Regions from separate parts of the Mus musculus genome. Here all the other regions are linked to region 3. A link is a loop called in an ENCODE intact Hi-C map of the cell type or tissue named here. Cell type or tissue: heart. All regions are shown on one strand.

Region 1 (8,000 bases), 82 kb before region 3:
TTTCCTTGATTCTGCCTCAATGTCCAGATAATTAGGAAATATTGATTACCTAAAGCATGATTTAGATAAACAAAAATATTCTTTGATCTTGAGGAACTAAAGAATAATGAAGGGAAATGGATCGATCAAGTATTATGATACCATTGAAGTATGAATAAATGAAACTGATGCCCCATTTGGGAGGGTGGAATGCATAGCAGAAAAAATTTCTCAGAAGAGGGGAGACCATATAGGATAATAAAGTCTCATAGTCTATTTCTACTTTGATATATAGAAGAAATCTGTGGTTCCTCCCAGCTCAAGTGCTTTCTGATTTTTAACTTTGATGGTCATTCTGAAATTTCTACATTCGGTCTCAGATTTTGTAATTCTTTTGTATATTTCCATTTCTTAACGTTTCCAGAATATTTCAGGAATCCTTCAAAGCTACCATTTCTAGAGTAAGCAATATATGATATGCATGAAATAAGATATCATTCAGCCATAAACTAGAATGAACCACAAAAATATTTGCCAAGTCAAATGAGCAAGATGCCAAAAGACAAATATTGTATGATTTGACTTAGATGAAATACCCAGGTCAGCAAATTCATAAAGAAAAGAAGTAGATTAGAGGTTACAGGGCTGTGTTACCGCAACTTAAAGAAATTTACAATTTAAATGTTCCAAGCCCCTTGAACTGTACATTCCGAGTGGCAAATTATATGATTTATGCGCTATATCAAAAATAAACTGTTAAAAATAATAAAAGAAATTCTTCTTCTGGGTCATCTGACTTAGTTGTGGATGCGAAAGAAGGTAATACAGAACAATTGGGGGCGGGGTGGAGAGGTGGCTCAGTGGTTAAGAGCAGTGACTACCCTTCCAGAGGTCCTGAGTTCAATTCCCGGCAACCACGTGGTGGTGGCTCACAACCATCTGGAATGGAATCTGATGCCCCTCTCTGGTGTGTCTGAAGACAGCTACAGTGTACTCATATAAATAATAAATAAATAAAACTTAAGAAAAATGATAACAAAAAGATTGATTAAAAAAAAAAAACAACATCAACTGGGTTTCCACTTTACTCTGCCAAGTGGATACGATTCTTTTTATTTATAGAGTTCTATGCATTGTGACCACTGAAGTGGGAAGGCCCCTTAGCCTGGTAAAAAGAGGGAGAAGGGACAGTCTTGCATGTGCTCTGTTCCTTCGGAGAACGGCAGCATGTTTTGGCAAGAGTGTGGCATGACTTTTGAGAATCATACTTTTGACCCAGGGGAAAGAGACAGTGTGATTAAAAACCTAGACATTTCTCAAATCACAGCTAGGAACTGAGGCTGAGCTGATGAGCTAGAGCCAACATACAGATGAGCTTTAATGATTTATTTTAAGCCTCCTGGTGACATAATTACAACGGCATCCCTATTTACATCATGAGAGGCTTGCGGGAACCCCACCTCTATATTTAGCTCGCTGTTCAGTTTGAGCAGGTCACTGGGGACTGTACACAACACAGCTCCAGAGTGCCAGTGGAGACTCTCGCAGCTCTGATTTCCAACTTTTAACACTTCACCTTTAACTGCTTCAGGGTCAATATTGTTTCCCTGGAAGGGAAAAAGAAAACAGAAATGAAAGGTCATTAACACTTCACAGGTCAGTAGGAAGGCTGGCAGTTCTAGAAGGAAGCCAAGAATACAACAAATGCAGACGCTGTTTTCCAAGAAATCTGATTTTTTATGGTGTTCAGCTTCATGGGAGTTGAGCTGGCTGAAAGGGAGTCTGAGCATTTCAGGACACTGGGCAGGAATGATAAGAGGAGATTTTCCATCAGGCTCAGTTTTAGAGAAAAGGGAAGGAGATATTGTTTGTGTCCTTACGTTGAAAACTCTCACGCATAATTATCTTATTACTGTCTTCACATGAAGTATGGGCGTTTGGCAAAAAAGAACACAGCTTCGAGCTTAGCAGCTAAACCTGCTGATTGGCTTAACACTGTCGTTTGCAATGATTCACTTTTAGCACCACACTGAACACTTTGGAAAATACCAAAGCCCAGGTCTCATCTCCAGCGATCCAAGGAACTCCCTCGACAATACATTCCGTTAGCTGTTTGAGTTCAGCAATTTCTTTTGATTCTGCTTAGTTGAACAATGCACATAAATAAATTCATTTCAATGAAATTCCCAGAAGATGCCGTATGACCTTCATTAGGTTTTGAGAGCACAATTGCATTATTTTAAATAATTATGTAGTTTCTTGAGGACTATTAAACATTACCCAACTTGGCATAGTTAACTTGAGTTAACACCAGGAATGTTAAATGTTAAAACATCAACATTTTGTTCAAGAAAGCAATCATTAGTCTTGGGAAAGAAGTGCAAACCTGAATACATTTTTTTCATATCAAGACTTAATGAGTAGTAATTTATTAAATAGGCTGTTACTTAGAGGAGAGAGCTATCAAAACCTATTACTGTCTTTCTTATGGACAAGGAACAGCTCCTAACAACTTTGTTTTCCAAGCTCTTGAGGGTGTCCAAAACTGCTTTTCCTGTAGTGCCTCATGGATTTCAAGATAGGTTGGCCTGAGATTCTAGGGATAGGAGTATCTGAAAGAAAGCACATCTTTATATTCCACGGCTCCACTAAAGAAATGAACACAGGCAGACCCTGCCCTTATTGTACTTCCAGAGGCGGTAGGAACAGGCCATTGATCTAGGTCAGCTGCACAGGGTAATTCCACAGAGAAGCACATAAATCTCACGGGTCACTTTGGGGCTTGAAATGACAACTTGTTGGTTAGGTCTAGAAAGGGCGCAGGCCCTTACTCACATATCGGAGGGAATTCAGCGAATGACAGAGGAAAGAGATTAAAGAACCGGAGGGCTTGATTTATGAGAAGCCCTAACATGTGCCTCGAGTGCTTAGATAATAGCTAAGGGTGGGGGAAGGGAGGACAATAATACACGTCCTTCTCCAGGACTCATGTGTTCAGCCTTATGATCGCCTTGGAGAATCAGAAGAATAAACAACTAAAAGGCTGAATTCTTTTTGATTCATAACCATCAAGGAACACATGATGAGCACTGACTAATAGAATATATGTTACCAACAACACTGAAGATGAAATGTCTTTATAAGCTGAAATCAGATAGAATGGCATAGATATGGCAAGAGTAATCCCGGTGGCCCTAGCTATCTAAGCGGAACTGGTATCAAAGCAGGAAGAACAAAAATGGATGCAGCTTAAGTTTTGTATTCAAAGTAAATGTAGCTTTATCGAGCCTTGGAAATGATTTTAAAGCTTCCATTACTGATTATCAACTATTTATTAAGTAGACATTGAAGTGACAATATACGGGATTCTAAATAAAATGTTGTGAGAGAGAGAGAGCTTCAATTCTTTAGACACACAGGGCAACTCGGAATTACAATGATCGCATTTTCTCCGGTAAAACTCTTGGTATTTTGTGATTGCTGATTGACAGGAGGGGGGCTAAGCTTCAAGGAGGGACTAAGTCACAAAGTTTAGCAAATTCTATCTGATGCAAAAATCTACTCGTCACCCAATGTGGGACAACTAGGGGAAAACAAAGACTCATCGAATTTTAGATGTTCGAAGAAAGTTTAGAGTGGGGCTAGAGAGATGGCTCAGCAGTTAAGACCTTTACTACCCTTCTAAAGAACCTGAGTTCAGTTCCCATCATCCACGGGGCTTACAACATGGCCTATAGTTCTAGCTCCATGGGATCCACCCTCTTTTGGACTCCACAGGTACCCCTACTTACACCTATACATACCTACACAGACACACACACTTAAAATAAAATAAAACTTAAAAATGTTTAGAGCTATTTCACTCAAATAAGTGTGCACAACCTATGTCACATGATAAAAAAATTTCTCTACTATAAAGTATTTTTATATTCATTAAATGAAACTGAATAATTAGAAACACTGTGAATGTCACAGAACTGGGACTCAGGAAAGCTGCATCTAAGTCTTAGTACCACTGATTGCTCCCCAGAGGACCCCAAGACAATTGAGTTAATCATTCTAAACTTGTTTATTTACTTGTTAATAGGGAACAATACCTACTGACCTTCTAACCTCAAAGGTCTGCATAAGATTTAAATCGAATAACATAAAGCAAAAACCTTGTGTTACTGTAAAATGATTCATAAACATGAGTGCTATTGTTCATGGGAACCCCACGGTGTTACTACCAAAGAGAAGCTTACTCTACAACACCTTTCACAAGTGCTCTTGGTGGTCTGGAACTACCTCTATCATCTATAGGATTCCTGATCTATCATTAAAAATGACCAGCTATGGTGGCCAGTCCTTTTGCATAGACAGTCACCAGGCCAACTAGTTGCTGAGGCAGATCCTACAACTGGGGCTGAAAACTATCATGGTCCTCTTTAAATAAGGGATTCTTATAGGTACACCTGGTTGAGGAATGTGAACACCTCCTGGCAGTAAACAACAAATTTCATAGCATAATTTCTCCCATAGATATTGCTTCCTTTGCTTTCTGACATTGTTTCACTAGATAGCCCATGCTGGCCTAGAATCCCTTATCTTCCTATCCTAGCTCCCCGTAGTGGGGTTCCAAGCAGGCACTATGGCTCCTAACTACCAGTCTCCTCCTACTCCCCTCTGGCTCCTCCCTCCTCCTCTTCTTTAGTTGTTATGCACACATGCATGTTTCTTGGTGCACAAGCTGACTCCACAGGAGGCAATGGGTTTTCTGGAGTTGAAGTTACAGATGACTGTGAGGTTTGGCATGGGTGCTGGGAGACAATTCCTAACTCAGCTTTTCTGCAAGAGCAGTATACAGCCTTCACCACTGACCCACCTTTCCAGCTCCCACTTGCTTTTTGTCTAACAGGTTTATCTTTGTAGTATTATTGGTTAGGCCTGTGGTCTTGAGCATGCTCGATGAGAGATCACAACCAAGTCACACTCTAGCACCATAGCACTATCACTAATGGAAGGCAAATACCCTTTGCACTCCTGTTTGAATGGCAGTGGGATAAGTACAAGAAATTCTTTTCACAAAAACACACTACTGGGTGTCCAAGAGAGGCAGAAGGTTCAAAGTGATGGATTTTAGAAATTGAGAAAGCATCAGTCAATAAGACATACTTTCCACTTATATTTCCTCCTAGACTTACAGAAAATGGTGTATGGGAAAGGAGTGAATCGGGACATTAAAACAATTACCCTAAACTTTTCTGTCCCTGCTAGAGCACAGCTTTGTGACACACAAGTGCTATAGATTGTTAGAGAATGAGTGAACTTTATATAGCGAAGAAAGGTGACTGCTTTGTGCCCATCTCTAGGGAACTTGGGCCATGTTGGAAATACTATTAACAGACTTAGGGTGATGTCAAGTCATGTTTTTCTTGGTCCAACAACTTTGTAGGACATTGAATAACGGCTGCTTAGTTTACAGAGAGGAGTTTCTTTTCCATCAAATACCAGGTTTGTAAGGGTGGTTAAAGAACCTCTTATCTCTAATCTGTCCATCATAGACACAGGAACAGAGAAATAGTGTTTGGGGTGGCATAAAACTATTTGCACACAAACCGTTTTGTTTTGTTTTCATCAAGAAAAAACAAATGGAATCTTTCAAACAGCAAACTGTTATTGTTGAAAGCAAAAGGTCACACTAGATTAGTTTTATTGGGGGGGGGAAAGGAAAGAAGTGATAAAACCCTTTCTCTTTTAAAACTAATTAAAGAAGCAGAAGAAAGAACTTTGGTGGGGCAAACATGCTGTTCAGTGAAGCAGGCTTCCATTTAATTTCATGCTGGGTTTACTTAATTATTGTATAAAATGCAATGGTGAGGTTAGTGACTGTGTGAGGGTGAGTGTGCGCATGGGTTGGTTCAGAGACAAAAAAGATCTCCCTGAAAAAGCAGAACTATTGCAGTGGAAGTGTCACTCGGATGGCGATGACGCATGCCACCCACATGACACCTGAGCAGGGGCTACTCTGCTGCTCATGTGTGCTCTTATTTGCATTCGATGTTCTTTCAGGAGAAAACGTTCTCAATGTCTCAGACAACAGGTTGTGAGGGATGTCTAGTTTGCTATTTCAGTGGACTACGGAAAGCTCAAATCTTGATCATTTTGCTAGCTTTCTTATTATCAGAAGTGAAAATGACTCAAAGAACAGAAGACAGCTGATCTGAGTCCTTACTGTTTCTGCCTGGTTCTTAGTGATCTTTATCTGCAGCAGGAAGGTGATCCGTTACCATGTATTAAGTAGGTTTTAGAAGCTAATGCATTCCCAAGGTGGTGGTAATCCTGGCCCATTTATAAATCAGCTTAGATTTAAGCACACCTATGAAATGGCCCAGTGGGTATAAGATGAATTGAATACCCAAAGACCATGTCCAAAACTGAATGCTGTGCACCTATAATCCCAGTACTCCTATGACGGGGAGGCAGAGGTAAGAGAACCGCTTAGAAACTTATGGACCATCTAGCCTGGAGTGGCACAAACAATAAGACTCTGCCTTGCTGTGTAATGTGGTCAAGAACCCATGGCCGGGAAGCTGACAGGTTCCATGGGGGAGATTATTTTGCCAAATAGGTATAAAATCAAACTGTCTTCTAAATTCCTATCTCTGTGCTTGTAGATTAGTGTAGCTTTCAGACTTTGTCAGGGGACTTTGTGCATTGCTCGGTGGTTACAACATAAACCCAGACCTGGTCAAAGTGCAGAAAATCAGTGCTGGCAGAGTGCTAAGCCAGGCATGGAGCATCCATATCACCCTTTCCTCCCCAGGCCTGAGGGACCATATCTTGGAAGCGGGGAAGGGTGGTGAGGATAGGAAGAGTGTAAGAGTCAGAGGGTGGGGATGAGCAGCGTGAAGCCGTGCTTGCTGGTTGTTCATTCCAAACAGTTCACGTCGGAACTGTTCGTTCAGGAACACACAGCTGTCTGCACAGAACCTGTACGTGAGCTTCCACCCCGAGCTAAGGAGTTGCTGCGACGTGTGGGAATTTTGGAGGACAGCTGATTTTTGTTTTGTAAAGGGTGTGGTCTCTGGTAAGTCAACTACAAGTACATTCCAGTGGATGGCCCAGGTCTATGAATGTAGTAAGGGAGATGCAAATTGGATTTGGTAGGTTATTTCATTTTATTTTTTTTAAAGAGGACATAAAATTGAGAAGGGGGAGGGCAGGTATCTGGGAAGAATTACAGGGAGGAGAGGGGAGTGAATATGAACAAAATATGCCTATGAAATACTCTAAGAAGTAGTATATGTATATACTACTTCTTATATATTATATACCATAATATATAATTATACTATATATATAGGTATATATGGAGAGAGAAGGAATATATAGAGAGAGACATAGAAACAAGGTACAAGAAGAAAAACTAACTCTGAAAAATTGACCTCCTGTCTCCAAATATTTGCCATGGCATGCCCGCCCCTCCCCCGCAACTGGCTACACATAGATACAGAACTTCACAAACTACAAGGAAACACGAAACTGCACAAATGCATCTATCATCACAGCTCTTACTGTTTGTCTCTCAATAAGCATGTGTCGGTGAAGCCCAGGAGGGCATGCATGCCATCACATCATCATGACAGCATTGGCGGGAGCCTGTTTGATAGATTTATGCTCAGCATTTGTTACTTCTTAACATATACACAAGGAAGGGGGTCTTAAATGCTTCATTAGAAAGCAATGGATAACTACCCTTATCTTTTAGTTTCTGCCAAAGAGATTTGTTTTCAGAGCTTTGATATTTGCTGATGTAGAATAGGATACACTGAGCACATACAATGACTCTATTTACATGGCTGCGAAGCCAACAGAGCAATTCAAGTTCATTTAAGAGAGTAATTTAAGCAACTCTTACCTTAATTTCCACTACATTTTCATTGCCTATTGAGATCATTACTGGCTTTTCAAAAGGCTCAAACACAGGATTATGCACATAAGTGAGATCAAAGTGTTTGGAAAGAATCCCGTCTAACAGG
Region 2 (8,000 bases), 100 kb after region 3:
CACTCAGAGGTAGTGTCTGTCTTTTTCCCTGAGATGGGTTTCTTGTAAGCAGCAGAATGTTGGGTCTTGTTTGTGTAGCCATTCTGTTAGTCTATGTCTTTTTATTGGGGAAGACTTCTTGCTCTTAAGTTCCTGCCTTGGCGTCCCTTGATGACACGCTGTCACTTAGAAGCATAAGATGAAGTAAATTCTTTTCTCCACAAGTTTGGTTATGGTCAGTGTTTTATCACAGGGGCTGAGAAACAACCTAGACCAACTGGCAATCAACTTAGACCAACAGGTATGTTAGTGGCTCACAGTTGCTGGGAGAATTCACTTCCCAACTTTGCATTTAGAGACTTCTTGCTGGCACCTGGAAGCTGTCATAGTGAATGGGAGCATTAACACTCTGAGAGGTGGCGAAGTGGCAGACCTTATAAAGTGGCACACGATCTTTTGCATACCCTGTGGGGAGTCATTTGTTAACATTTGTTTGTAAAACCATTTTTAAGAAACGTATGCCCTTCCTTGGTCTGATGTATAGCTGGCAAATAATTTTTTCCCATTCTATAGGCTGCCTCTTCAATTGATTTACAGAAATTAATAGGCATGTCAAGCTGACCTCTAAATTTGTATCTCTCTATCCATAAATTAGTGCAGTTTCAGAACTCAGAGAAATTTGTGCAGTGGATGGTGGTCAAACTCATAAGGGGTCAAAGGGTCGACAATGTATGGAGTATTCAGTCCCAAATGGGACACCTATAGCGTTCCCCTTAATCCCCTGATGAGAGATCATATTAGATAAAGGGGTGGGAAGATTTTAAAAAGCAAAGCTCACAGAAAGCTTCAGGGTGAAACTTCTGGACATGGCAAGACTCCTGCATTGGCGAACTCACTAAAGCTGTAGTTGCCTGTACAGGACCTGCAAAAGATCAAGCCAGTTAATATTCTAGATTGGAGCGGGAGGAGTTCACAAGCTCCCACCCTTAGCTGACAAGTTACTTAGAATTGATGGTTTCAGGGAGAGGCAGAGTCAGTTTCCTTTAAGAGTCTAGCCATTAGTCAGGCATGGTGGCACAGGTCTTTTATCTCAGCACTTGGGAGGTAGAGGCAGGTGAATCTCTGTGAGTTTGAGCCCAGCCTAGTCTACAGATCAAGTCCAGAACAGCCAGGGCAACACAGAGAAACCCTGTATTGAAAACCAAACCAAACCAAATCAACCAACCAACCAAAAGGGAGTATGAAAGAATGAGTAGCACTAGTAGGTCAAGCACACTCCAGTGTGTGGCCCTACACCCTGAGGAAATGTGCTGCACAAATTGGACTTGGTGGGTCAGTTAAGGGAAGAAAAAGGAGGATGCAGGATTGGGAGAGGGTTGAGAGGCACCAATGAATTGGAAAGGAGTTGGAGGAAGGGGTAAATATGATCAAAATACATTGCATAAAATGCCAAGGAATTACTAAAATACTGTATTTAAATAAGTCTTTTCAGTGTATAAATTCTGGTGGTGCATAATTATTCAACCCACAACAATTGTTCTTGCTGAATAACTTTCCCCAGAAATCTGTAGCATTGTACATTACTGGTAGGGAATTCTGGATTTTAATACAAACCATTTTATTCTTGAAGATTTCAGGAAAGTTAGGGGAGGAATTATGAGGAGATTGGTGGAAAAAGAAGAAGAGGAGAAAGATAAACAGAAGAGGAGGAGGAGGGGATGGAAAAGGGAAGGAAGAGGAGGAGGAAGTGAAGAAGGGGAGGAAGAGTATGAGAGAAGAACCCCTCCTTTTCTCCCCACTGGGTAGAGATCACATAGTAGAACGGTGACCATGTACAACGCAAGGTGAAAGCTTTCACCAGGAACCAAACCAGCTGACATACTTACTGATCTTGGACTTCCCAGCACCCGAACTCTGAAGTAAATTTGTTGTTGAAGGCAAAGATTTAAAAAGAATACTCTTTCCTGGATTCCAATGTGTAGTCCAGATAAAGGAAGGGTGAGATTGGAGGAAGGGCTCCCATAACATACCCAGGTTTCCCCTTGTTATTACTGTGTCCTTCCCCCAATAAAATGCTCCAAAGCACCACTGTGGCAACCTACAATGCCACAGGAATTAAAAACCTTTGGGAAAATCATCCTTTCATCTCACACTATGACAGCATTCTTTCAACCACCGCTTCCCCTCTCTGAGATCTAGGAATACCGACACAAAGCAGCAGGGTTTCCCCCCAGTTTTATGAGACTTTTCAAACGGAATGCCAGAAAAATGTCAGTGTGAGAACCCTGGAAATTTGATTCTTATAAAGACAAGAAGAGATATGCATAGGAAATAGTGAGCATCCTCACCAGTCTGGGTCCCTAGCCTCCGCTTGGATCTTCCTCTTGTTGAAATACAAAGTCAGCCCTGTGCAGTGACTAAGCTTACATGCTATAATGATGGCTCCCAATTCTACCATCGACATATCATCTTGTCTTCTTCTTTTCCAGGTCAAAATCTATTCTTGGGAGAATAAGATTTGATGGGATGCTGTGTGTGTGTGTGTGTGTGTGTGTGTGTGTGTGTGTGTGTGTGTGTAGGGAGTGGGGGGAGGAGCCTTAAGAAGAAAGTCTTGAATGACTGCTAGATCTTTGGATGGGCTCGTACAGGTGCTGCACCTTGAAAAGGCTCCTGGCATGGACACATTTTGTGCACTTGATTTATTGTTGTTTGTTTGCTTTTGTTTTTGTGCTCCAATGGTGAGTTAACAAAGTCCTTGAGACTGGGGCAGGAGGATCACAGAGGCTGTCCCGTAGCTGGAACAGAAGTGCAGACATCTGGCATGAAATCCTTGAGTTGATGTTTCCAGGGTGTCTGGGTGGTTACAAGAGAGAAGTAGCGTGAGCAACCCGACTTCTGCAGAAAACCAATCAGAATGCCGTGTCACTAGCTGTGCCATGACTTTCCCAAAGGGTAAAGTGATTCAGGCGACATGTGCTTTATGGTGACCATTTTCCTTAGAGGTCCTCTTGTACTCCGTAGTTTGATTTTTTTTTCTTTTTATCTCACTCTACCCCTTTCCCAAGAATTGCAGCAGGTTCTTTGCCTCTCAAGGCCTTCTAATTCTATCACGTCTTTCCTTGACTTTGTCCCCCTGGTTTCCGTTCTGTGGGATTCTCATCTTCGGAGGGAGCGGCAGAGTCATGGCTGGCCAGATTGCACCCCTTATCTTTACCCACACTCCTTCCTGTTCCCTGCCCTTGCCAAGTTCCATTCTTCACTCTGCCCTTCAGCCTCCGAGCTAGCTTTGAACACAGTCTTTCTTCTGCTGTGCACCCTGTGCGTCTGTATTGAACAGTCTTCTGCCGTGCTCCCTATGCGTCTGTATTGAGCATCTCCCAAACAGCAGGGCCCGTGAGCGCTCTTTCTTCTGCCGAATTCCTTCCCTGTCTCCCTAGGACCCAACCTCCCACGTTGTCATTTACAGTTTTGTCCTATATTTGTGTATTTCCTTTTAAATTATCTAAAGCAGAGACATTCTTTATCTGCACTGGAGTTAGGCTCTCTTTACAGAAAGATATTAGACAAATATCACAAGATAAAGTATAAATCCACTTCGGTCTCTTTACATTTGAGAAGTAATACGTTTAGCTGCTTTCTAAATACAAATAAAAATAATTGAAAATCGTCCCCAAATGATTAACAAAAGTCAATTAAGGTTTATGAAAAGTAAATATTCTTCTCTTCCTAATCAGAGGAGCTCAGAAGAGGGTACTTGACAGATTAAATCGCTCCAACTCACAGGGACAATTTAGGCAGGATCAATGTTTTAGCCTTACATGCTGTGTCATTTTGCAATATAGAAGAAACAGATTATTTCTCATCAATCGAGTACAGCCTTTGGATTCATCTAGGTTAGCTTTTCTAATCTGGTGACCTGACACCTAGTGTTAACTTTGAGTACTGCTAAATGTTCACTTAGGAAGTTTCTGTATTAAAACCTGCATTATTATTATTATTATTATTATCATTTTAAATTCTGTTGAGTTTCTTAACTTGTGAGATTTATGCTGGTCACAGTAGGTTCTCAGCGTATATTCAGCTGAAATGAACAAGGGAACTTAGAGTCAGGAAGCTGGGTTTCAACCTGATTGAACTAGCTCCCACAACCTTGTGCGCACTGCTTTCTTCTTTGAGTCTGATGCCATCAGTGGTAAAACTAAGCGCACGTTCTTTTTGACGGGCAGTTGTCACATTACTAAAGACAACTTACTCATGTTACCACATCTTATAAGATGGAGTGACAACTAGATTTGAGTGGTTTATAGTGACACCTTCTAATAGAGCCTTTACTGTGGTGACAGTGTTCCACATGGCTACTGAAATACGCCTGGGGATACTGAAGAATTCAATTGGATTTTATTTCATGTAAAATGAACTTAAATATATATAGCCACACATGCCTAGTGGCTTCCACCTTGAAAGAGTATAGTTTTGTTTATTGTTTGTTTGTTTGTTTTGTTCTGAGCATGGAATGATAAGGCATTCTTCATAAATTTGAGGCTTATTTGCCAATATACTTGAGTTGCTCTCTCTACTGTGTGACTTTGATGATGCCATTGCAGATTCGTCACATTTTGGAGTGAATTCACAACGCAAGCACATTGGTATTTGTTGTATGGTGTCTCTCATAGTTCAGTTAGATCTGATTCAATAAGATCAAGATAAAGACAGCATCTTTTTCTAGTTTACAAGCAGAAATTGAAGTATGTAAACACATTAAGATCTGCTCTAATCTTGGTGGAGGTGAATTTCAAAGCTCACTTCCTAATTATTTTCTAAGATAGTAAGTATTCTCTGCATTGAAGACATCAGATTTTTAAGAGGTTATCATCTATGAAAAGGTATACAACCATATTACTTTCTTTTTGTTATGCTACAGAGTATAGATTTATATTAGTTCTTATTTGCTATGTAGTCTGTAGAAGATAAAAATGCCTAGATAGTTTCATTACATTTTATCAAGCACTCTTAAAATCCAGACTTTTTATCTGATCAAAGAACAAGATGTACTTGAGATAAACCCAACACTGTATACAATGAATATACATGGATGAAAATTTGTAAAAGTCTCTCTCTATATAAAACACCAAATGATTCTGAACAGAAGCTTTATTTTATTTATTCTTTATTATTTATCACTAGACATAATTTATTCTGTGTATATCATTTCAGCACATGAACACATATACAAACATTCTCTCTCTCTCTCTCTCTCTCTCTCTCTCTCACACACACACACACACACACACACTCACGCACACACACACACAGAGTCATTTAAGATTCAAGGTTACTGGGAGTGATTTTTTACAAGGGTGTTGAAAGTGTTTCTCTTAGCAAGATGCTTATACACAGCAATATTTATATAAAAATAAGCAAGGGTGATTTAAGAAGTCTAGTTATAATATATGTAATTAATGTTATCATTTCTACAGCTAAGACTACTCAACTCCAAACTTTCACCTTATTATAATTATTGTAAACCTCTCAAAGAATGCAAGGTCTATATGTACATGTCAAATATTCCTGGCTGGTCACTTTATACACTTTGGGATGAACTCTGTGTGACCTTCTTTCCATTCAAAAGATTGTCCTCTGTATCTAGAGCAACAGTGGTTGGAAAGATCAACTTGTGATGATTTTGAGAATATTCCTTTAAATAATAATTTTAATAGTGACCACAAGGCATTGCAAAGCCCTGCAGTATTTTTCTGAAATGAAGATAAGCTTTTCATTAGAAATTCGGTGTATACGGGGGGGGGGGGCGGCGGGAAGGTATAGGGGATTTTCGGGACAGCATTTAAAATGTAAATGAAGAAAATATCTAATAAAAAAATGAAAAAAAAACCCAGAAATTTGGTGTATGAGTGAGCTGAAGTCCTTAGAAAGTAGAGTTCCATTTTCTGTGTATAGTTTTAACAAGGTTTGTACAGTATACATTCATAATATGTGGTTACAGTGAATGCCATATTCTGTTGCTATGTTGGGGAAAGGGAACATTCTCATATACATTTTTCCTCTATCACATGAAGTTATAGGTTGTCTCTGCTCCCTGGGTCTATCCAGGAACCACAATTTGAAGATCATTTCATTTGTATAGCTCCAGTGGCTCTGTAGTCAGCAAGTATGAACATTGTAAATGGAAATGCACACTCCTTTAAACATAACCGTTTCAAAAACCAGAACATGGTTGTGCTTACAGGTTCCTATGTGTTCGCTGATTTATTCAGATTGCTGCCTTTCTTAGGTTGGGACTGGAACAGGAGGGATCAGGTGGGAGTAGTCCTGGCAGGGAGATAATACCAGGAAAGACAACTAAAGTTGGGGATATCTTGGGGATTAACTAGAAACATAGTGCAATGGAAACTCCCAAGAGTCTATGAGGGTGACCCTAGCTAAGACTCCCAATAATGAGGGATGCAGAGCCTGAACCAGCTATCTCCTGTAATCAGGCAAGACTTCCACCAACTCAGCCACAAAACCTTCAACCTACAATTTATCTACGTGGGATAAAGGTATCTCAGAAACTGTAGGAGTGGCCAACCAATGACTAGTCCAGCTTGAGACCCAATCCTACCAGAGGGAGCCCACCCCTGACATTGCCTGGAGGGTCAGGACACAGAGGGTGGATAGCCCAGAGGTCTAGGATAGAACCAAACAGAACACACAGGAAACAAACAACAACCAAACCAAAGCAACAACAACAACAAAAAAAAATTCTCTTTAACCAAACCAACCAATCAACCAAACAAAATGGTTCCAAATGATATTCTGATATGCTTGTAGAATGGAGCCTAGCATAATTGCCATCAGAGAGGCTTCATCGAGCACCTGATGGAAACAGATGCAGAGACACACAGCCAAACATTAGGCAGGGCTTACGGAATCCTGCAGAGGAGGAGGAAGGATGGTAGGAGACAGAGAGGTCAAGGGCTCCACAAGAAAACTTACAGAGTCAACTAACCTGGGCTCATAGGGCCTGACAGACTGGATTAACAATCAGGGAGCCTGTGTAGGTCTAACTAGGCCCTCCACAAACACATTATGGTATCTTGGCCTCTCGTGGATTCCTAGCAGTGAGAGCAGTGGCTGTCTCTGACTCTTTTGCCTGCCTTTGCGACCCTTTCTTCTTGCTGGGCTGCCCTGTCCAGCCTTGATGTGAGGATATTTGCTTAGTCTTATTGTAACTTGTTATGCCATGTTTAGTTGAGATCCCTGGGAGGCCTATTCTTTCCTGAAGAAAAATGGAGGAGGAGTGGATCTGGGTGAGAGGGGAGTTAGGGACGGGAAACTGGAAGGAGTGGAAACTGAGGTCGGGGAAACTGAGGTAGCTACATTTGCAGCATGATTCCTGTTTGTGGAAGACTTGCTAGGTCTCCTCAGCAGTTCGTTTTCTGGTTGTCCAGTAGATGGCAGTCTACGCACTGGTTTTCATTGACCATCTTCCGTGTAGAATCCAGCCTTCATCATAGAAGGAAACATGCAATTGTTCTTTTTTATTGTTTTTGAAAAAGATTTTGGCACAATAAAGCAAATGAAATAATTTACTTAAAATACTTAAGATCTTAGAATAGTAAGAGCAACAAAAACTGTTTTTTTGTTTATTTGTTTGTGTTGTAAATTTTATTTGTTAGGGCATGATTGGCAGCCAAGATGCTGCCTTTAAATGTGACTCGGACATGCTAGATGGTGCTTTGCTCTCCTGGAAGATTTTCTTTTACATTGAAAGCACAACTTAGGGGCAGATGTGAAGTATGACCCCAAAGGTTCAAGTTACAGACTTGGGTCTTAGCTTGGTCCTGTTAGGAGGAAGAGTGTAGCAGGAGCCTTTCAGAACACCAAGAGTGCTTTTGAAGGGGATTGTGGGATCACAGCTCCTTTGATATCCATTTCTGGCTGCTGTGTGAGTGCTTTTGCTCTATTTTGCATTTCTGTCACTGCGTGCTGTCACTAGTCCAAAGCCATGGGTCATCTGATCA
Region 3 (8,000 bases):
TCTTTGCTATTTCTGGTGAGAAAAAAAAATGTGAGTTTAGTCATGAATCAATATGTGTTAAGAACTCATAGTCAAAATGGTTCCAAACTGGCATTGGCCACTGCACCTATTGCATACTAGTGAGAGTTGCATGTTCTTCTGCACTGAGAAAAGGATCATGAAACTCTGTCCTGAGGGCTCAGTATCTGACAGGAGTTGCGACATATACCGGTCAGGGAAAGGAAACAGCTCCCCTCGAACTTGGGTTTCTGCATTCAGTTTGTTGCTCAGGGGCAATGATAAGAACTTAGGTGCTCCAGGCACAAACACAACAGGCCACAGAATAAAGGGAAGCCAGTGAAATGGCTCAGCATTTAAGAGCAGTGATTACTCTAACAGAGGAGTAAGCTTGGTTCACGGTACCCACATGGCCGCTCATTCAACTACCTTACCTTCAGTTCCGGGAGATCTTCTGGCCTCCATGGCCACAGGCACACACATGCATCCAGGCAAAACACATGTACACACCCCAGCCCCCTCCTGACCATCCCTAAACCTCATGTTAGTGAAGAAGAAACCAGAAAGCTGTGTGAAATGGGAGTTACAGAGATGAGGAGCAGAGGAGTATAGAGAGGGGATCTGGATGTGTGATTAGTCCTGTGTGACCACGGGTATGACAGCAGATCACTACTCTGTCAGATACTGAGCCCTCAGGACAGTTTCATAATCTTTTTTTCTCAGTGCAAAATAACATGCAACTCTCAATAATATGCACTAGGCACAATGTCCAGTGTCACTGGGGCAGCCACACAGAGCTTCAGCCCCTTCTGTGTTATCCTCTTTGTTCTGAGAAAACCTTTACCTTATTACATAAACTTGTAAGAGAAAAATCAGACTCATCCTATTTTGAACTAATTATTTCCATCAACAGCTTTGTAAATTGACTTTTCAAATATAATTCTAAGTGCAATCCTCATTTTTTTTTTTAAAAAGTTTAAGACAAATATGGGACACTGTTTACATGGTCTTAGAAATCATAAACTGTAGGTATTTGCCTTTTTGAGATAAGCTATAAACACTTTATTTTCCTCTCATTATTGACTTAAAAGGAGTACAAATGTTAGACTTCCGTATCAACTGCCTGTTATTTATACTTTTTAATTTTACAGATAAAGCTTGCCCTCAGATCCACAAAGCCAGTAGTGCATCTCTGGCGTAAGTTCCCTGTTGCCAATGATCAAGAACAAAGCAGTCTCGGGAAAGGCAGTACTTGCCTGATCATCCTCGACATGCCATAAATCCATCTTGCTTACAGCGGAATGTGGCTAAGTTAATAACTATTGACTGAGGCCCTGCTGAGTTTGAAAACTGACCACAAATTTTAAAGCACCTATTGCACTATGTAGGAACACATTTTTGGTACCATCAAATTTCTTATTGAAGTTGTACGTCTCATGTGTGTTATTTATCTGCTCAGAGGAGATAAACAGTGAGTATATCACAACCTGAAATGACAGTGACAAGTCTGCAATGTGTAACAGAACCCACTCCTGCTCCACAGTGGAAATTTACACTTGTGAACAAAGCCGAGGAAGCTTCCAGCTGGAGAGGAAAGCTATATACCTGTAAATAATCCGGGCAACACTAACACTGGGGCATAAAAGCACAATTTATGTCCCAGTAGCAAAGGGAAACACCGTGTACATCGTTTTCAGATCATCTCCATGCAGAGGAAATTCATTAGTCAGCTATAATAGTTGAGCTATAAAGGAAAATAACGTTCTGCTGAATCCATTTGCATGGCAATGTGTGTGTGTGTGGCTGGCTGCTGGAAGCGACAGAATAAACCTCCACCCAATGCTACAAAATGCTGACAGTCTTCCTAAAATTCTGTCTATATTCTATCCAGTTACAGCGTTTACAATCTCCTCATAGTCATGGACCGTTTTAACTTGGCCATTAGAGCCTCCTGATTATTTTGCTTAAGAAAGTTGACAATTTTTCATTCTGCCCCAGAGCTGCTTTGAACAGAAGCCTGTGATAAGGGAAAAGCCACTGGACGAGCATTCATGCGTGAGCCCCTAGAACCCCTGCCAACTGCCAAATTAGCAAATGGCTCTTCTAAACATAAAAAGGTAGGAAATGGGAAACCACAGTTTGGAATAAATTCTGCATTGTACTTTCTTTGGTCTTTTAATAATTACACCGCTACTAGCCAGACTACCTGACCTCTGGTTATAATGTATTTCACCTCCACTGAGTCCCAGGAAAAAAAAAAGATAAAGTGGGATAGAAAATGATGGATCACACCCTCCGTGTGTTTGCCAGGAATAAAAAATTCAGACCATCCCAGAAACACCTGCCCTTGAGAAAGACACCCCCACCCCCTCCTCGCGCGCTCCCTCAAGGCAGATAAAGCAAGACTAGGAACAAGGAAATAGCTGGGCTCAAACCTTGCCGGCTGTATCACCCTGGACAGGGTGACCGATCCCTTCTGTAAGGGCTGAGTCAGATCCCAGAGGTGAAACTTGCAGAGCTACAGCAGCCCTGGAGCACCTAATGCTCTTGGCGCCCCTGAGTCACACAGGTGGCCGTCAACAACACTCCTTCTAAAGCGACAAGCTCAATTCTAGTTTGCACCTCCCCGACCCCATACCTTCAGTTTCCTAAGCCCCCGGGCTCGCACCCACCTCGGTGGTCTTGTCCTCCAGAGCAGTAGCCAGTTCCCTTAGTGGAACAAAGAAAGCAGAGGGGCTGGGAGAGGCTGGGTGCCTGATCGACGCGGCTGGAGTTTGTACCTTGGGGTGCCCGGAGCGCGCGGCGCCGAAGTCAGCCGGCTGGGGACCACCCGCGCGCTCCGCCCTTCTCCAGCGAGTCAGCGGTCGCCCAGCATCTGGCTCCGCACAGGGTCACCCGGGCTCGGACGCTGCGGGCGGCGAGGCCGTCCGGGTCACCTGCGGCCCGGGCCGAACCCCGCCGAGCGCCCTCGGACTGCTCCGCCCCTTCCCACACGCGCCCTGCCCGGCCCGTGACTCAGCCGGGCAACAGCGGCGCCCGGGCGCGTCCGGGCTGGAGGCGAAGAGACCCGGGTACCCGCCCCAGCACGTGTCTGTTCGTCCCTGTCGCTCTAGGTTTGTCCCCAACGGTCCCTCCTGGGGCCCGAGATGGGGACTGGCACCACCCTTGGAGGGTTGGGGGGGGGGGGGTTGGCGTCCCCGCCCTTCCCGCAGCCAGTACGCTTAGCCCGGGGGGTCGCACTTCCTCAAGCCCCGCCCCACCCCCCGCCCTCGGCAAGGTGAAACTTTCTAGGTGGAGAAGTTTCCCTCTCCCCAGCTATGCGCTTTCTCTTCCTCCTCCAGTTCTGGAGTCTGAAGCCAGCGCAGAGGGAGATCAGTGGCCCCGAGTCTCCCCCTCCTGGTGCTCCAAAGTCACCCGCGCAAAGCGCACGCACCCCCTGGCGCACCCCGGAGCTGCAGCCTCTCTCACGCCCGAGGTGGCGGCCCCGCACTCACCCGCGTGGACAGAGATCTAGGCGCCACGGAAACAAGGCGCTCATTGTCACAGACAATGTTGGGAGTGCATGGACGGATTGTCCCAATGATTTCATTTTGCAATCATTATCCCCCTAGTATAATTTCTCAGATTTCTGGAAGAACCCCAGGAGTTTAACCCAGGGGAGGCTTCTGGTTAATTTTCACTTTTTTTTCCTCATAGCTGGACACAGGGTAATTAAATAGACAAATGGACACAAGGCGGTTACATAGACAAATAGCAACTAACAAATCCAACACATAAGTTCAAATCTCGAATATTAAAAGAAATTGAAAAGGATTTACTTAGGAAGATTCGTTTATTAGAATCGTTTCTAAAATTTTGCATTTCCCTACAAGGATACAATAAGGTGAAAGGATCTAAGGAATCCATTGCCTTTTAGAATAGGAGTTCTTTCCAATTGTCAGAAGAGCTGATTCGATAATGGACATAGAGGTATGTATAGAAGTAACTTTGAGAGTCATTCAAGCCACAGCCACTATACAGGTGCAGGGGACACGTCTTACACACAGAGCAAAGACAAGGAAGGTCTCATACATTTCTTATAACTGCGCTATGTATGTGTTCAGTACATTACCAGACACTAGACAGAGCTATTTCAGTCCCAAGAGCAGTTTACCTCACCACTCCTCAGTTTGATGGAAAAGGAAAGTTCCTATTACAGTTTTGGAGGCCTGCACGGAATCATTTTGCAGATGAATAAAACAGCCCGTACGAATTCCTAGGAAGCTCACACAGCTGGTATTAAGAAAGCCAGGGTTAGAACCCAGTTCTCAAATCTCCTTCAAGGGTCTATACTATGTCCAGGGGTTCCAGCCAAGCAAACTTGATTCAAGCGGGTCCTTCCAAATATCACGCTATTCATGAAGGTTGTGGCTCATTCTGAAACTCTGGTGTTACTGGTTACAAGGCCCCTGGCCTTTAAAAAGCCATCTTGATTAGCTTGAAAGTTTATAACATCTTTCAATAGAAGGTGAATAGATGGATTTTACACACACACACACACACACACACACACACACACACACACACACACACACCGTAGTTGTCTAAATGAATGATTAGCGTGCTGTTTCTATTTCCTGGTTTCCATAGCAATATGTTAACTGGATTTTTTTTTTTAAACATCCCATGTAGTTGCCTTAACAGGTTTTCCAAGTTTGAGTGCTATGATTAAAAATAGAAAAACAGAACAACAGCAACAACAAAAACAATTAAAGTTGTATAAAGGCTCAGAAAAGGCAGTACAAACAAACTGAAAAGTGGATTATACATGCAAGCATTCTATTATAAGTTTTTTTAGAATAGAATTTTTCCCTGCTTTCTACTCAAGGACAAATTTCAGTTCAGTTTTAAAAAATGGCTTTAAAATTATGTTTTTGATATGTTAACCATAAACCAGAAGATATTAATAGTTTATAAAGCTAGCTAAAAAATAACATAATTAAAGGAATGACTGTAAAAGTTGTATAACTTTTACACTCTACCTGGACTCATTTATTAGGAAAAGTATTTCCCATCTTTAAAATGATAGAAGCAGATAGTTTCTAAAGATGGCAGGACACCCCCTAATTCCAAGCTTTTGCAGCCAACTTTAATTGCTCTTTGACTTTCTTAGCGTCTGTGGCATGGGTGACACATTGGATGATGAAGTTCTACTGGTATTTTCCTGACCAACCAAACCTCTGTGGCTAATACTGTTGCCTGGCTAAGCCAGCACCTGTTTCCAAGCAGATCTCCCTCCCCTGACTTCCCTTCTCAGTCTTGAAAAATTTTCTCCCAGAATCCCTTGCAACCAGTGATAGCCGCGTGATGTCTGTCACGCTGGCAGTGAAGTCCAAGGTGAAATCTGATGGTGCCTTTAGAAAGGGGTTTCGTTTCTTGCTTAAAAGAGAAGATGCAGCTGAGTTCAGAAGTAGTGTATAAAGGAGAGCTAGCCATTCGATCACCGTGGAAGAAGTTAATGCTGACACTAATGTCCATGTTTGTGGGAAAAGCAGTTTAACCAGACACTAATAGCCAGGGCTTTGTCACCTACAGTCTTTAAAGAACTCAGAATGGATTTGCTCCCTGAAATGGGAGCAAGGTGTTCCTTCCCTAAGCTGAATCTGCATAGTAGTCAGGGGTCACGAATTAGTGAGACTTTTCTCTGCTTCTTGCTAGCTAACTGTGGTAACATATGCATCCCAGCATCTGGCAAAACATCAGTGGACAAAAACTGGGAAGTTTTCTTGTCTACCAGCTTGTAGATAACACACAGAGCTAAGCTGTTACAAACTTACATCTTAACCTTGAATTGGGCCTAATAGCTTTGGTCAAGGGAGACGGGAACTGCCACCTCTTCCTCTAACTACGCTGCATCCTTTCTGACTGGCTTCGGCACATCAAAACTTGGATCTCAAGATCTTGTTACATGGTGTGCCTTTTTAAATACAAGTGGAGGTAACTTCCTTAGGACAAAGTCTTGTTGCCTGCAAGTGATGAAGGGGGCTCGCAGACACAATAGGTTTATAAAAAGGTTTTGGTTTGCTTTTTTTTTTCTTCTTACAATCCAAATCATGGTAGAAAAAGCATGGGCTCTTCGGTTTGTCAGCAACCTATAATCATCTCGTGTAACACGTGCAGATTTCGGCTCTTGACACCATGCTCCCGTTTCTGAGGAGAAACTATGACCTTGGCCTCCTTGGGTTCTTTTGTGCGTTCCGGCTCCTCAGGTTCTACACCTCCCCCTCCGTATCACTTCTGTTGCAGTGTCTAAGAAAACATTTCACCTAAACCAATAAAAGATTTAGATGATGGCCCCTTCTGCTGTTTCTGAGAGTAAATAAAATCTGGGAATGGAGGGTTTCTATTAAGTTTTGGAACACATATCATGTACATTAGAATAGTAAAAGTTCTAAAATTCAGACTGGGAGAGAAAAGAGAACAGAACAAAGAGAAAATTCTTCTTATCTTCACTCCCCCTACCATACTCCAAACTTAGTTCATTGCAGAATGCCTCCTGTGCTCTTAATACCCAGAGAAGCAATTTCCTATGAAATTAGTTCACTAGATAACCCATTTTTAGGAAACCTGACTTTAAAGGAAAGACAATGCCAGAGAAATGGAGGAATAGTTATGCCTTCGGTTGTGGATGATGGTGAGAAGTGGGTCCTTTGGGTATGCAATGCTTTGAAGTGGCTTTGATTGCCATTTACTGATGTCTGCATCTCTAAAACTGTTTTCTATTAAGACACTAAGGATGTGATCAAGCCTGTTCAACGCTAAGGACAAGAAGACTACGTGGCTACAAACTGCAGGCATCACGGTTATAACCTCAGAAGACTGAGGGAGGTGCAGGTAGAACAATTCAGAGTTTCTAACACGGTGTATGCTGTCATTTTGTTAGTCATTTGATTTACTCGGGTTAACCTAATGTTTCTGCGTTTCTCAAGCAAGGGCTTAATTTTCCTTAATAGTCATCGGCGTATTTGTCACATACTTGGATTTTTTCTTATGTCCTCATGATATACTCCAGACCATGCATCACCCTCCCCTTATACTTAGGAAATCAAGCCTCAGAGAGATCCTGCAGCTTAGCCAAGGTTACACAATTGGCCCGAGGCTGCTATTCTCATGACCGTGCCTTTCCACTATAATGAATAGAAACTGTGAGCATGAATAACAGTCATTTAACTTGGAGTGGCAGAGCCTACTGTTGCTTGTTAACTTCCTTTCTTCTCTGGCCACGAAGTCAGCTGCTACTCAGGACAAGACCATTCCTCTTCTGCTTGCCTGATCCTACCGGACTGAAGCTACAGTGAGGAGCAAAGGTGCTGGTTCCTCTGGGTTGTCCATCTGAAAAGCACTTCCCAGGCTGGAGCAAGCCCCTGGGCAGTCAGGACAGGGCAGAGATTATTTGAATTCGGAAAAAAGAAGAGGATGTTTCTTTCCCCCAATGCCTTTGTTTCAACAACTTCAGAATTTTCCCTTGGGGTGTGTATTTGTACATTTTCTGTTGCTCTGCAAATAACTATAAATAACGTATAAAGGTGGCAGCTTTCTTTTTTAATCAAAATTTAGGAAACCTTCAAGATCTGGATAGTCTCAGCTGTTTGAAAAAGTCCCATAGACTGTTTATCACAACACGGCAGAGAAACTCACAAGGATCAGACATCATGCAAAAGGGAGCAACGAATGTGTGGTATGGCCTGGTTTATAACAACTCAGTCTCAAGAGAACGGAATCTTTCTGCGACACCAGCATTAATTCCTTCTGGAACGACGGTCTCAGTAACTGCGTGCCTCAGAGGTTCCACGGGGCGGCACAACCACACAGAGACCATGTTTCCAGTTTAGGCATCGCTGAGAGACAAACTACAGCTAAACCACTATAGGAACACAAGGACTGTGGGAAAGGAAGGGAGCATCAGTGGCAGAATAGACGATCCTAAGGGAGCCTTTACAGGGTCTGTCCTCTAGAAGAGCAGA

The links. Hi-C counts contacts between places; a loop is a spot of excess contacts. Peaks named below come from ENCODE experiments on the same cell type or tissue, not always from the same donor. Only the 100,000 strongest peaks of a DNase experiment are listed, where the experiment ranks them.
Region 1: it touches region 3 in a loop (2.0-fold over the local background); 4 of 42 quality-filtered maps call a loop at or near these places.
Region 2: it touches region 3 in a loop (6-fold over the local background); 5 of 42 quality-filtered maps call a loop at or near these places.

What each region holds. Positions count from the first base shown.
Region 1 is chr6:17,540,536-17,548,535 of GRCm38, reverse strand. It overlaps Met (met proto-oncogene), which reads right to left. Exons shown (of 22, transcript NM_008591.2): 12 at 7,880-8,000; 13 at 1,440-1,586. Gm52893 (a long non-coding RNA gene) reads left to right here and starts at 6,739. Exons shown (of 2, transcript XR_003956408.1): 1 at 6,739-7,048. In heart, no CTCF peak of the experiment used is centred here; no DNase peak of the experiment used is centred here; H3K4me3 peaks cover 223 bases; H3K27ac peaks cover 2,016 bases.
Region 2 is chr6:17,358,852-17,366,851 of GRCm38, reverse strand. No RefSeq gene overlaps it. Among named protein-coding and RNA genes, the nearest start is that of Gm46953, 19 kb to the left of the region's middle. In heart, CTCF peaks have their summits at 3,903 and 7,425 (motif pointing right); no DNase peak of the experiment used is centred here; H3K27me3 peaks cover 387 bases.
Region 3 is chr6:17,458,918-17,466,917 of GRCm38, reverse strand. It overlaps Met (met proto-oncogene), which reads right to left and starts at 2,961. Exons shown (of 22, transcript NM_008591.2): 1 at 2,670-2,961. In heart, a CTCF peak has its summit at 3,405; a DNase peak (open chromatin) is centred at 3,037; H3K4me3 peaks cover 1,829 bases; H3K27ac peaks cover 1,299 bases; H3K27me3 peaks cover 1,621 bases.